Regions from separate parts of the Homo sapiens genome. Here region 1 is linked to region 2. Evidence: chromatin contacts called from ENCODE Hi-C or POLR2A ChIA-PET data. All regions are on one chromosome and are shown on one strand. The core of a region is the stretch at or near the end of the contact, and the rest is flanking DNA. Distances in the headings are between cores, read along the strand shown.

Region 1 (7,122 bases), core at 4,451-6,950, 110 kb after region 2:
TGGTTTTCCCAGATTGAAGGGTTCAAATCTTTGCACCTAGCAGCAAGCGAGAGAATGAGATTATCTCTGTCTTCCTCCACGGATTAAAAACAGTGATAGGATAATGGTTGGACCCAGCACTGTAGGCCTGGATCTTGGGGCTTCTTGGGAAGAGGAAGGATACAATTAAAGATAAGGAACTACAAAACCCCGTAGGGCGCTTGGCGAGTGACCGGGCTGGGTGTTGGCAGAGAGCACCATGTGTGTAAGCCCCTGTGGGCCACAAAAGGACCATTGGGATTCTTCACGTGGACCAGTGTTAAGCAGCTGGTAAACAGGGAAAAGCATGGGGGGAAGTGAACAGGGATGGAAGGTTTGTCTTGATTAGTATTAAAAAAAAATGTTTTACTTTCTAGAAAATTGTAACTTTGAAGGGGACCTCCTACTAAATTTATTTTTAACTGCTCTATTGAAAATTCTCTACCACTAGTCAACATTATCTCTTAGTAGCTCAGCACAGTATTTCTTTATTAGAAGAAATCGGCACGAATATTTTTGACTGAAAAATTAATAGCTTTTGAATTCATACACAGCAGGTTTTCTTTTGCAAAGAAGTCCAATATCGCTGCACAGCACTTCTATAACCATTTATTTAGAGTCCAAGTCAAACCTTTGACAGCTAGAGCAGCGCTACAAGCCAATATAAAGAACTCCAAGATGTAAACCAACAATAGGCCGTCTGTGTGAGGTTTGCCATTGTCAAATACATAGATTGTTTGGATTAGTTTATGTAAATGTACTGTTGTATTACCCTTTGAAAAAAAAAAAGATCACATTTGTGTATGAAAAGTGGTTCCCTTCACAGGCAGCATTATAAATTCCTTATCCTTTAACTTACATGTAAGAAGTAAAAATTGGTGCCTGACAAGCAGATATTGTGTGACACTCTGTTGTCGGAGTGAACCTGCCTTCTTTTCATTTATTGGAAAATAGAAAATTTTATTAAAGATACCATCTTATAAATCAGGAATTATTAAAATATGTATAGGTGAGGCATTGGGAAATTAATTATAAAAGGTAGACGTGTAATGTTTTGCATAAATTTTCACTTCTTTGCCAAAAAGAAAAAAAAAAGGGCACACACATACAGCAAACCCTTGATGCTTTCAACTTTAAGGGCCCAGAGCTATCTGGTGACTGATTCTCATGTGCAAAATATTCCCTGCAGTCTGTAATTAATTTATTCCGCCCTAAATAATAGAATGCATGGCGTTTGTTTGAATGAGTATCCTTCTAGAATCTTTAATTTGAAACAGGCAGTCACCAGGATTCAAATCTAACCATAGATGGGGACTTTCATGTTACAACCTTGCCAGTAAGTTCATGAAGCTTTTTCTTTTTTCCATTTCTGTGTAGAAGAAACCTCGTGTTTATTTTAAAATTCTTAGTCACTAAGTGATAGAATGCTTTGCTGTAAATGTTGCTTTTCACTAAATGCCATTTGGGTGTTAAGTGTCATTTGCTGTATCCAATCATCCAACCAGTCCTCATTTCATTGCATCAAAGAAACTGCTAAAACGTTCTTAGATTGTTTTTACATCAGCTCATAGACGCATTTTCTGGATCTTATTGTGGGACTCATCAGATTTGGATAGTTAGAGGATACGCTCATCTCGGGAAGGTGCCCAAGTTTTTGGACATGGATCTGAGGAAGAAAGCTTATGGGTGAACTGGGGCAGGAGCTCACGGGCTTCCCATCCCTCAGACTCCTTCGACGGCCTTTCTTCCTGCTTGCTATCACATCTCTTTAAACCTAAGTAAAATCTTCCTTTCAGAACAAAACCAAAGACTCAAGGTGCAGGTTGGTTATGGAAAGGGAATTTCTGCATTTAAAATCAAACTATTCCATCAACAAATATTTCTTGAGCATGTGACATACGTGACAAGTAGTCAGTCACATGAGCAAGGCCCATCCCTGCCATGGAGGTGTTCAGAGTCTGGTAAAAGAAATAACAGATAAACTACATACATACTCACACAGTCTCACTTTCCGTGAATTGCACTACCTGTAAGTAGAACAGCTGACCCAGAATGGTAAAGTCAGGGGAGATTGCTGGGAGAAATGATGTCTAAGCTGAAACCTACAAGATGAGCAGGAAGAAATGGTAAGAGGTCAGCCTTGTGAACCTTTCCTTAGGTTAAGAGTGGGTGCCCAGATCGGTCCCTCTGATTGGTGAGTATCAGTGTAGAGGAAGAAAAGGAATAGCCAACATCAGTTAAGACAAGCTTTTCAAACTTTTAATTTTATAAAGACTGGACCCTGCGTGGACGTATGTAGTATGTGTAAGTTGACCAGAGCAGCCCTAAGCTCTAGCTCTCAGGTACATAGAGCCGAAAAGCAGTTCTTACATTTAGAATGGCCACATTTCTTGTTATTTTAAAAGATTCTATTCTTTTCTATGGAAAGAAAAGCAAAAACAAACAATAGTAAACTGCCCTAATGAAAATGATTGATATTCTTTTGTTCCAGACTCAGTAAACATTCTCAAAGTAAACACCCAAATGTCTTGCTTGGAGGTTAATTTCTCCGTGCTTACTCTGTGGAGAATTTGCCAAGATACTTCATTTGGGGGAGGGAGTGAAAAACTAAGAGGACAAAACAAAAACAAAAAGAAACATGTCTGTGATATGATGACTTTATTAAATTACTACGGATTTCTTAAAAAGACTTTTCACACTCTGTCATTATGTCAGGAAAACACTGTAAATCGTATTTTATAATACTGAGTACATGAGAAGAACGCTTTGCTTTAGGGTATTCCTGCACATCAGAGAACAACTTCTGCTCCTGGAGAAACCACATTCTTTTAGATTTGGTGGGCACGTAATTACAGTGTAGGTGGTATATTCTTCTTGACGAAAATCTTATAAAGCACTTACAGGAACTTGGATATTTGTAATGAAATATAGTATTAGATTTTCATTTTTATACATTTTCTTTTCCTCTAACCATAGCCATTAGGACTGTTTTGAAAGAGTTTTTAGCTCCTATAAAAACAAAGTGCCCCCCCGAAAAGAAAGGGTCTTTTAACTCTTCAAGGATCATTTGGGCTGCCTGGGTCCTTGCTTTAGAGTTGGAGAAATAATATTAAGCAGTCATAAAAAGGGATTCTTAGGCACAATACACAAAAGCTGTTTTATATACTGTTTTTCATTAAGTGCCCCACCCCCACCAACCTTTCAACTAGAATTTTTTTGTTTTTGCTTTTAGTATCCCTGCCAGTACCACCACCTTCTAAGTAAGTCATAACCTTCCACGAGTTCGCTTCTCTAAAACAGGGCCAGGCTGAGATGGTAAAGGAAAGGAAAGGAAAGGCTTGTAACAAAGGCTGCCACCCATTGTCCTGCCCTCCGCACGGCCTGGTAACGTCCCTCCAGCCTCAGAAAGGCCGTCTCTGAACTCAGTGATTCATGCCCAGAAATGACACTGCCATGCAGTTAAAGCAGGACTTGAGCTGGCTCAGGCCAGTAAAACAAGAGCAGAAAAACAAGTTCTGTGAGCCCGAAAGTCCCTACTACGCAGTTGTGTCCCTTGGTGTTTGGGTTTCAGGTTTGTCTTTTGTTCTCAGAATCTGTTTTCATGTGAGGCAAGAGCACAAACAAAAATAAAAATGAGTTCTTATGGGAATACTTACAAGTCTGTTTCTGTCAGGGGTTTACATCAGCAGTTTATTTTTTTAATGTGAGTGACTCATCATCTTTAAACAGGAGGGGAGATTACTGTTAAAAACTAAAGAAAGATTAATTAATTAAAAAAAAAAAGGGACTAAGCAGAATAGTGGGTAGCCAACCAAGTTTGAATAGTTTCGATGGCTAAAAGAAAAGCTGATGCCTGAGAGTACAAATAAATTTAAAAAATAAAACCCTACAGCAATTTTAAATGACATAAGAATTTAACTTTTGGCCAGAGTTTCAAAGAGATTATCTTTGCTGAAATCATCACATGATGGAAACTTGCCATGTAGAAAATATCAGAGTTACTGACTTTTCTAAACATAGCAACTTCTTTTAAATAGAAAAGGAACACAATAAGAAAAATAGGCTTTCCATCAGGAAAAGAAACCCTCCCAGTCCATTCCCTTCCTGCCCCATGCCCCAGAAAAAATTATCTTTTAAAACCTGAACTGCAATCAGAAACACAAAGCACATATGCTTTCATTTCTAATTGATGATTACATTAAGATTTAATAGTTTACAATTAAGATGAATATTTCAAGATTACAGCAAAAACACACACCATTCCCCATTTGCTCTTCTGTTCTAAGTCTGTAATTAATTTTTTTTGGGGGGGCACTCTTTTTTCAAAGAGGCCTTAATTAAGAGAGCAGGTTTGGTTTGAACACAGAGCCTGCTTTGAGTCTTTCTTCTCCATTCTTTCTCTCTCAACCTTCCCTTTCGAAGATGGTTTCTCCTCCAGACAAGCATGTGATCATCAAACAGAAGTTTAAAAGTTAAGAAACTTCTGTACCAGTTGACAAGGTTGACATTTCATTAACTTGTTGGTTCAGCCTTCAAATGATTTTGTGTGGCAAAGCACCCTGTGTTTGGAGTGTACAGCTTTTTCTTCTTCCTTCCCTCACGGGCTAGTCATGTTTAATTTGGAATCTGGGCTCCTTTGGCAAATTAGCAATTAGAACAATTTTGTGGGAATATGTATATGTGTCATTAGTTTTCCTGCAAATTAATAGCAAGGGCAGAGGTCAGGCAGAAATTTTCCACTTGACTGCAGCTCCTCTATTGAGACTTGGCACTTGGTTTTGGAATGGCCACAGCTGCTCTCAGCCACCCTCTTCCTCTAGGAACTGTCTTTTAATTAGTTTACCTCATAGCCATCATTACAAATATTACTGCCTCCCCTCCTCGAAATAAAATTACTGTTTCTACAAAATATTCCAGTGACATCTTGCACCACTGCACATTGATGGTGGGGTCAGTCGAATGCAGCATTTAATCATTAGATCACCTCCATCCGCGTCTCCTAATTAGAGTCCTTACAATACATTTTTATCTGGTAATTAGCTGAGATTGGCTGCTTCCTCTGTGGCTTATTAGAGACAGCCCAGCAGTGGGTGTGAATCACGGTGTCATTTGTCAAGCCTGGTAAGCCCCCTCTCTGCTCTCTTCTGGCTCAGTATTTATTCCCACTTGCTAATGTTCAAAAGCCTCCAGAAAATTCTACCTTCATCTCTTCCTTTGTGGATTGTGCTAACTTGGAGGGATTTTATTTTTCGCTGTTGCTTTTTTTTTTTTTTTTTTTTTTTTTTTGGTAGAAAGAGTCCTAGTGGTGCGATCTTGGTAATAGCTACAAGGCTCACATCCTTTCGGCATTTTGATGACATTTTACTGTGGGATTTGTCTATTCTTCGTAGCTGTGAACACCCAAAAAGATGGGCTTGCACTTGCTGAATGAGTTTTGATTTCTGACAATGAAACTGGAACTCAGTTAACTTGGTGATCTTCCTCCCAAAACTGAAAGGGAGCAGGCATGAAGGACATTTGTGTTTGTAATTTTCATTGCATCTTTCAGAAAGCCACAGTGTTTAGGGAAAAGTTCTTAAACTGAAAAGAGAAGCCGAGAAGTATAGTCAGTCCTCAGAACTGCTTTGTGGTTACTGTGTACCTTTGCCCTTTGACTGACGTATGTGTTTGATGGTAAGCGCTTCAAGGGCAGCAATTAGCTGTTTTCTTCCTGTTTTTGTCATTGTAGGAGTAACTGCCTTATATTTGCTCAGTTACACGTGTTGATTGTCATGCATAAGCAGGGATAAAATGCTCTGCACGGAATCTTTTCCAAAAATGAGCATACAGAAAAATGAAACTGGTTAGTGTTCATTTTTGCTATTAACTAGGCATAAGATGATTATACAAAGGATCTAGAATCATACAAGTGTGTGGTTTGACCTTGGGTCTGGGTTGGGAATATGGGCAAATTATTTAATCTCTCCAAGCCTCAGTTTGCTTATCTGTAAAGTATGAGTAATAACATCTCAGATATTAGTGGTGGTATGAGAATTGAAGGAGACCACACAGTGGCAGGTGGTTTTAAAACATGATTTTTACAAATGTTACCCATGACTTTCCAAAGCGCTCTGAGATTCTTAGGCTTAGCAGCGTCTGAATTATAAAAGCTGTATATTTATGAGCATTAGCCTTTCATGCACTAATTTCCTTGACCCTTTGCTTGGGCTGATGCTTATACATACTGTTCCTGGACTTGGTCAGTGATTAAGGCCCGAGGTGAAGAAGAGGTCAGCCCCAACTCTTCCCCCCTTGGCTTCTCAGCTCTGCCCCATCCTGCGGCTGCTACTCTGAACTGTTCACACTTAGTTTGCAAATGTGTGTCAGAAAGCCAGGTTTCCAACATTATAGAGAAAAACCCGCTCATGGCATCTGCTCAGCTTGCTGGGGCATTTGTAAGGGCAGTGCCATCTCCAGAGCTTGCTCTTCGCAGGCATTGTCTCTTGCTCACCGAGACAACATTCTACGCTGAAAATAAAAAGGAAAGCACAACTCAAAGCTCACAACATTCTGTTTCCAGCGCCATGTTTACATTTTTCCATTAGTATTTCTTCATGATATTTGATCTTTCTTTTCTTCAGGTTCATTGCTTTTTTATGAAACTCTCCTGAAACATATTAGAGAGGATTCTCAGGCCCCCCTCCCTTTTTTTTTTTTTTTAACTAGAGTGTGAGTAAAGGTCGAGTCTTCCCAACATATTGGAACTCTCTTTTAATAAGTTCTTTGATTATGATCTCAGAGGAATCTCATTTTTAATACCTTCCACAAATACTGCCTTGTACTTAAGACTGACTATAGCAATGGTGAATTAGACTTGGTGAAATAGACTTACTATGGTAAGTGATTTGAAATCTGGTTTGAGAAAATATTACCAAGTAAGCCTACTTTGCTGAAGTTTATTGGATTTTAGGGTGGGTCTGTGTATCTGAGACAGCACATAAACAGTAATACATACGCTGAAAACAACCAAATTCTTCAGCATTGCCAGACGTAAAATAATATTTCTGTTGCAACAAATTTTGGGGAAGGGTTATGCCTTTTAGTATTTGTAAGAACAGTACTTTA
Region 2 (6,895 bases), core at 2,668-5,167:
GGTGATCCACCCACCTTGGCCTCCCAAAGTGCTGGGGTTACAGACGTGAGCCACCGTGCCTGGGCTAAAGCTCACTTTTGAGCTTCTATAAAGTAGAAATGTCTACCCAGCAGATTAATTCAGAGGATTAATTTAAGAATACACACACACACACACACACACACACACACACACAGAATCTGGCACCTGTAGCTCAAAATGTTACCTGCCCTTCTTATAGCTGTTGTTCTGATCATTATATTATGATGATGTTGGTTTGGGTTATTACTTGTGAGATCCTACAGTGGTCTGGACACACAAAAAATTGAATTTTATATAATACTGAGGCTTTCTGATGGTAGTAGATGGGCAGAGAGTGGCAGTTGTCAACCCCCTATGCATTTCAGAGCGAAGTGCATTTAGAATGGCCATACCTATGTTATCATATACCTATGTTATCGTCTCTGAATCTTTGATATATGCCAGATGGGTTGCAAATTCTACAGTGAATTGTTCACTTCTGTAGGTCTTCTGTGCAGGACCCTAGCTCTCCTGTAATGGCAGTGCAACTGCTGAGAAGAAAAGACAGAGTGCAATGATCATGCTTCCCCACTCTGACCCCCTCCTAGTTCTTCCCTGCACTCTTAAGGAGGCAGTTGCACAGTTATTTTTTATTTGACATTATAGTTACATATATGCAAAGAAGATCAGGGAGTATGCTCATTTTATTGTGTCTTGATGTGTTGGGAAGGGAAGCATGGATTATAAAATTATCTTTTCATCAAGCCTTCTAGTTAGAGTTGACTTGCTTCTCCTGGGGACTGAGTAATTTGTTACTCTTCATTGCCCTGTTACTTTTTCCCCCCAAGGGTGGTTCTCCTCACACCTGCAGGAGACTTGTTCTTTCACTTCTGTATTATCACATTACATACTGCACTTATGAAAAACGGGGCAAATGTTTTCTAACAGCCATCGTGACAACTCTGTTACAAACAGGGAGGTACTGTTTAGTTGAAAAACATGGGAATATCCAAGAAAAATGTGAAAGAAGCTTAGAAAATGAAATTTCTTGAAAATAGGAATCGAGAGATTTGTTTTATGATGGGAGCAAGGTTGAAGAAAGTAAGGAATTGATTCCCCATTAGAGATTGCAAACTGATGGCCCGCAGGCTAGATACTGTTTTGTTTATGCACACAACATTTAACCTTTTTTTGGTTCGAACTTTTTGAAGGCTTTCTTTTTCTTTGCAAAGATTTAAAAAATCTGGAGATTTCCCATGAAAATCTCATTTTCTGTCATCTCCTAAAAAAGAAAAAAATCAGAAGTTCAAGCAATATACATAGCACCAGTTATCTGGAGCAGAGAAATGCTGCCCATTCCCACTTTGCCATGGACTTCAACTCATTTCAGTAGCCTGCCTGTCTGCTGTCTATCCCTCTTCTAAGTGGCTCAAGGTTTCATGAACAGATTCACCTCAGAGTCTCAAAGGCAACAGCACGCTATAGTGGCCCAGCTAGAGCCCAGGCATTTTGGAATTCTTGATTTCTTTGTATCTTTGTACCCTGATTATAGACTGATGTCTTTTTAAACTGGCTGCCTTGTGAAAATTAGAGTTCCTCTTTCTTAACTAGGACTGTGGGTAGTAGTGATCCCCATGTGGCAAGGATGGGGCAGGGAAGAGTGTTCCTGCAGGAAGAAAGTGTGTGCAAGCCAGATGACATGCAACTGCCCTCATGATCAGATTTGGATAACTCTGTTATTTACTCCAAACCTTAGTGTCTTACAGTTTAAACATTTATTCTTTTACACACTTTCTGTGAGTCAGAGATAGGGGAGTGGCTTAGCTGGGTGGTTCAGGCTCATAGCATCTCATGAGATTGCAGTCAAAATGTGAGGCTGGGGCATGATTGGGGCTAGGGGAGCCGCTTCCAAGATGGCTCGCTCACATGGCTGTCAGCAGGAGGCCTCAAGTTCTCAGGCTGTGGACCTCTCCATAGTGTGACTTCAGTGCCCTTGTGATGTGGCAGCTGGCTTTTCCCAGAGTGATCCAAGTTGTGACCTAGCCTTGGAAATCACATACCATTACTTCTGCCATATTTATTGGTCACAGAGACCGGCCCTGACATGGTGTTGGAAGGTACTATCCAAGGCATGAATACCAAATGGTGAGAATCTTTGGGGCTTGTTTCGGAGGTTGGGTGCCACTGATTCCAACCTCCTCATTAGCCCTATTTAGAATCAGAGTAAGAGCAAGTCAGTGTAATTGTTTATAAAGTGTCATATCCTTCAGCTATGTTGGATGGAAGAAAGGTCAAAATGTGACCTGAGCACTGGTGTACTCTTGGCGTAAGGTCATTGGCCAAAGTATTATTCACTTCACTAAAAGATTTGCCTGTACTAATAAGAAAGAGAGATTGACAAAAGAGATGAACTGCACTAAGGTATTTGGTGAGTTCGATTTCTTTCTCAAATTATGCAAATTTCCTCCAGCGTTTCCCCCTAAACAATGGGAAGTTGCATATTCTCAAAGCTGTAAGACCTTCAAAGATAATCTCAGAGTGATTTTAAGGCAAAATAAGTAGTTTAATATTTATATCTAACTGCATCTCTGGTGTCTCAGAAGTCTTTGACATCATTGGAATGACTTTGTTAGTACCTTTCCCATAAATAGTTAGCTAGACAGGTGAAAGTTCAAGAAAAATAATGAGATCCTTTACGCAACTCAAATAGACTGTTCATGAGATTCCCTGTTCAACAAACATCTGACAAATTATTGGGTGGTTGTGTTGACCTAGACACCTAGAGTGAGGCACCTAGAGTGAGCAGCAGAGAAAGCAGCCGGGAGATTACATTCTTATGGGACATTAAACTGGTAAGCCAAAAAAAAAAAAACAAAAAACAAAACAATGTATCACCACATGTTGTGTGACGATGAAATCTGTAAGAAAACAAAGTAGATTAAGATAAACACCGTGGTGATGACAGTCCCATGTTTGACTGGCTGGCCAGGGAAGGACTCTGAGGAAATGGTCTTTGAGTAGAGACCTTGACTGAGTGAGGGACTGAGTCTTGCGTCTATCTAGGGAAGAAAGTTTCAGGTTCGGGGAAGAGCAAGTTTAAGAGCCCCCAATCAGAAACAAGCTTGGTTGCTCTTTCGCAATTTCCAGAGACTCCATCTATTCCCCAGCATCTTGGTTCTCACCACTGCACTGCTTATGGTTGACCGTCAGCTTTGCTTTTTTGACCATAGTCTTACAGCCCTGGCTTAGCCTTCTCTGAAAACATACATTTGCACACTAAGCCAGATTCACATGGGAGGTACATTATGCCGTGGCCTAGTCTAGTGTGTATTTCCCCTTTCTCTCCCCACAAAGATTTTACAAAACTTATACATGCAAACAGGTATTTTTGTTTGTTTCACATGAGTCGCTTTTGCATAATATAACAAGCCCATGATTTCACATGTACAGTAATTCATAGAAAGTGATAGTCATCTTGCTTAGACACCTTAGTTCTCAAATCTAGCCTGCTAAATATAGTACCTTCTCAGACCCATATAAGGTGTCATAAAAAAAGAAAAAATAAAGGTCAAAGTTTCCCCACCCACAAATTTGGTTATAAAAACAGCAAAGCAGGGTTTTTCTGAACTTGAATCAGTAAATTTTTAATTTAAATAGTATCCTGTTTTGACAAAGTGCTAAACCACAGAGGTCTGAGAAAGACACTCTTAAGCCTTTGTCAATACCAGCTGGCATCTCTCAACAGGAAACCTTGGATGACTTTTGTTGTCATTTTGTGATGCACTGACAAGGAATGCGTGCCCTTATTTGTTGCATCAAGGAAATGGTCAGAGTACCTCTGATGCGGCTCGATGCCGTTTACATCAATATGTTGCATAATCCTTTGCCAGACAAAACCGGTATTTTGTTGTCGTTGTTTGATCAATTAACATTGGATTTCTGGCTTTGCTAAGTGCACCTCCAGAGCAAGACACAAAATGATGTCACATGAGTTCTGTTCTCTGACCCACCCAACAAAGAACTGAGCTAACCTGCAACCCTTTTCCTGCCTTGGTCTTTTGATCTCATCAGTTGTGCAGCTCACCTCTTCAGGGCCTGCACAGCTCTTGAATGGTGTGGACTGTCCCGAGGAAATCCAAGGTACTATAAGAGCTCTTTGTTGGAATTCAGTCCCTAGCCCTCTCTTTATCTCACTTTGTTTCATGTTGAATAGTAAGTTGCATTTTACTGTTATGGTGACTGCATTTTTCTTATGGGGCCTTCAGGGTAAACAGCCGTTAGTTTCCATCTGTGAACACACATGTAGCTTGTGTTTGGGTAGGGTGCCTGGTGCTTCCAAAGTCATTATTTTCTCTGTAATGTTTGTTCTCCATGGTTGTGCATAGATAGATTCTATGCCCCAGTGCAGGACGAAGAGGTAGCCTGTAATTCCAGCTGAATGTGTTGCAGTTGAAAGTGGGACGGGAGTGGAAGCAAGTGATGGATCAAGCAAATCGCTTTTAATTTTACATAAATTGGTTTTCTGCTTTCCTCTGGGGCAGAAGTTTGCTGCTCAGGGTCATGTTAAATGTCGCTGATGATTTGGAAGAGAGGCATTCCTGGAAAATATCCGGTGAGACAGAACTTGGGATTTCAGTCCCTGCCTCTCATTGACAGACTTGGGGAAATTAGAGATGGAGTCTCTAGCCTGGGATGGGAGCCGTTATCTCTGGACCAGCTAGAGACACTGGAGATTAGAAAAGGCAACAGCAATTTTAGATTCCCGAAGAATAAAATTATCATGACATTTATCAAATGTGCTCCCTTTCCCCCCGGTACATTGCATAATAATGATGTTTGTATATGTTGTTGTCACATAAGCAAGAACGAGAGAAGATCCCCTTTCATGGGATGCTCACAGATTTCCTTAATATGAAATTAACTAGCAGTCCTAGATAAGTAAGCTAGAACTGTAATGGGCACAGTCTGAAAGAGGGCAGAGCTTTCTTTTTGCCCCTTGGCCAAGGACAAAACATGGGCAAGGCCAGTTGTCAACATGAGACACTGGTTTCAGGTTTGCAGCTACAAAGAATACAGTTGTGATGGATTTCAATCCGATATTTGCAGTTCCAATGCTAGAATTTTCAGCCATGTCATCCTGAGTCTCTTTAGGCTTTAGAAACAAAGGATTCATGTTTGAATCGTGACCTGCCACCATGACCTTGGGCAAAATAGAAAACTTTGTTTCTTTGTCTATAAAATGGCCGTAAATGTGCGGTGGCTCACGCCTGTAATCCTAGCACTTTGGGAGGCCAAGGCGGGCAGATCACGAGGTCAAGAGATCAAGGCCATCCTGGCCAACATGGTGAAATCCTGTCTCTACTAAAAATACAAAAAATAGCTGGGTGTGGTGGCACCCGCCTGTGGTCCCAGCTACTCAGGAGGCTGAGGCAGGAGAATCGCTTGAACCCAGGAGGCGGAGGTTGCAGTGAGCCAAGATCACACCACTGCACTCCAGTCTGGCAACACAGTGAGACTCCATGTAAAAAAAAAAAAAAGGCCATAAATGATACCCACCATACAAGAACCAAATGAAAACTTGGACATAAAGCACCCAGCTAGAGACACACAGCATGTGACATACGCTTAACGAAAGGTGCTAATAATGTTATTAGAATTTCACTGGATTGTTGTTGATGATTCTAATATAATATTCCTTAATAGTAAAAAGCTGAAGCCATAGGAGCCCAGTAATCTTCACCTGGAATTTCACAGTAACAGGAAAATAAATGAAACTTTGGGATACTAAATATTAATGGGGTGAAGTAAAAAAAGCTAAGTGGGGCCTGGCGTAGTAGCTCACACCTGTGATGTGAGGCACTTTGGGAGGCCAAGGCAAGAGAATTGCTTGAGGCCAGGACTTCGGGACCAGCCTGGGTAACACAGGGAGACCCTATCTCTACAAAAAAAAATTTTTTTTTAAATTAGCTGAATGTGGTGTTATGCACCTGGAGTCGCAGCTACTTAGGAGGCTGACATGGGAGGATTGCTTGACCATGGGAGGTTGAGGTTGCAGTGAGCTGTGATTGTGTCACTGTACTCCAGCCTGGGGGACAGAGTGAGACCTCGTCTCAGAAAAGAAAAGCAAAAAGCTAAGTGGAAGAAAAAAAGTAGTTGCAAGCTGTTACAGAGCTGGACAGAAAATGCATAGAAATAAGTGGCTTTTGGCAAATTCTTTGAGTGAAAGAAATGAACAGCCACTAACAAGGAATGACTATTTTATGCCCAAATCCATATATTTAAACAATGATTGATTGATTGATTTGTTTGTTTATTTATTCAAGCAACTATTGTGCCTCATCCTCCCTGGTAACTGGGATTAACAGGTACCCAACACCACACCCAGGTAATTTTTGTGTTTTTAGTAGAGACGGGGTCTTGCTGTGTTGCACAGGCTGGCCTCGAACTCCTGGGCTCCAGCGATTCCCCCACCTCAGCCTCCCAAAGTTCTGGGATTACAGGCATGAGCCACTGCGCCTGGCCAACAATGATTTATTTTAAAAAATCATTTTATTTAGGAGAAAGCAAAGACTTTGAAAAATAGTGTTAACTATGCAAGGGCAGGTTATTCATGAAAAATCTATTCTATATTTTAACATGCCTGGTCTCAGTAAGTGATTTCAGTCAGATAGCTTGAAAGAGGCCACCATGAAGAAAAATGTGTATTTCTCCAGAATGTATGTATTACAATAAAATAGTTGCTAATGAATTCCTTTAAATCATTTATTACCAGACTCTATGAAAGTGAGATTATCATAATTTGGCAGAGTGGATCAAGAACAAAAAATAAACTATCAGATTCAGGAAAAATGAGAAACAAACCCATGGGTGAGGAATCAGTGAATCATTGTAGAGT

What was found. Hi-C counts contacts between places; a loop is a spot of excess contacts on that map. ChIA-PET counts read pairs that join two places held with the same protein, here RNA polymerase II (POLR2A). Pooled maps may share reads with other maps.
Region 1: a loop to region 2 is called in a map with no recorded cell type, with 17 times the contacts of the local background. The contact joins two enhancer-like sites. A Hi-C loop is called at or near these places in 5 of 37 single-sample maps with no recorded cell type and 4 of 50 pooled maps. POLR2A ChIA-PET finds 5 or more read pairs at or near these places in 2 of 52 experiments (activated B cell and activated CD4-positive, alpha-beta T cell).

Annotation. Positions count from the first base shown.
Region 1 is chr3:70,979,374-70,986,495 of GRCh38, reverse strand. All of the region lies in intron 14 of FOXP1 (forkhead box P1), which reads left to right. Among named protein-coding and RNA genes, the nearest start is that of FOXP1-AS1, 310 kb to the left of the region's middle. RefSeq lists an enhancer at 217-1,258. Within about 2 kb of position 5,700, at least 3 of the 41 ENCODE cell types and tissues checked have a DNase peak (open chromatin) inside an H3K27ac peak, as active enhancers do.
Region 2 is chr3:71,084,378-71,091,272 of GRCh38, reverse strand. All of the region lies in intron 7 of FOXP1 (forkhead box P1), which reads left to right. It overlaps LOC124906247 (a long non-coding RNA gene), which reads right to left. Exons shown (of 2, transcript XR_007095956.1): 2 at 2,558-6,895. Among named protein-coding and RNA genes, the nearest start is that of FOXP1-AS1, 200 kb to the left of the region's middle. RefSeq lists an enhancer at 3,330-3,429. Within about 2 kb of position 3,917, at least 7 of the 41 ENCODE cell types and tissues checked have a DNase peak (open chromatin) inside an H3K27ac peak, as active enhancers do.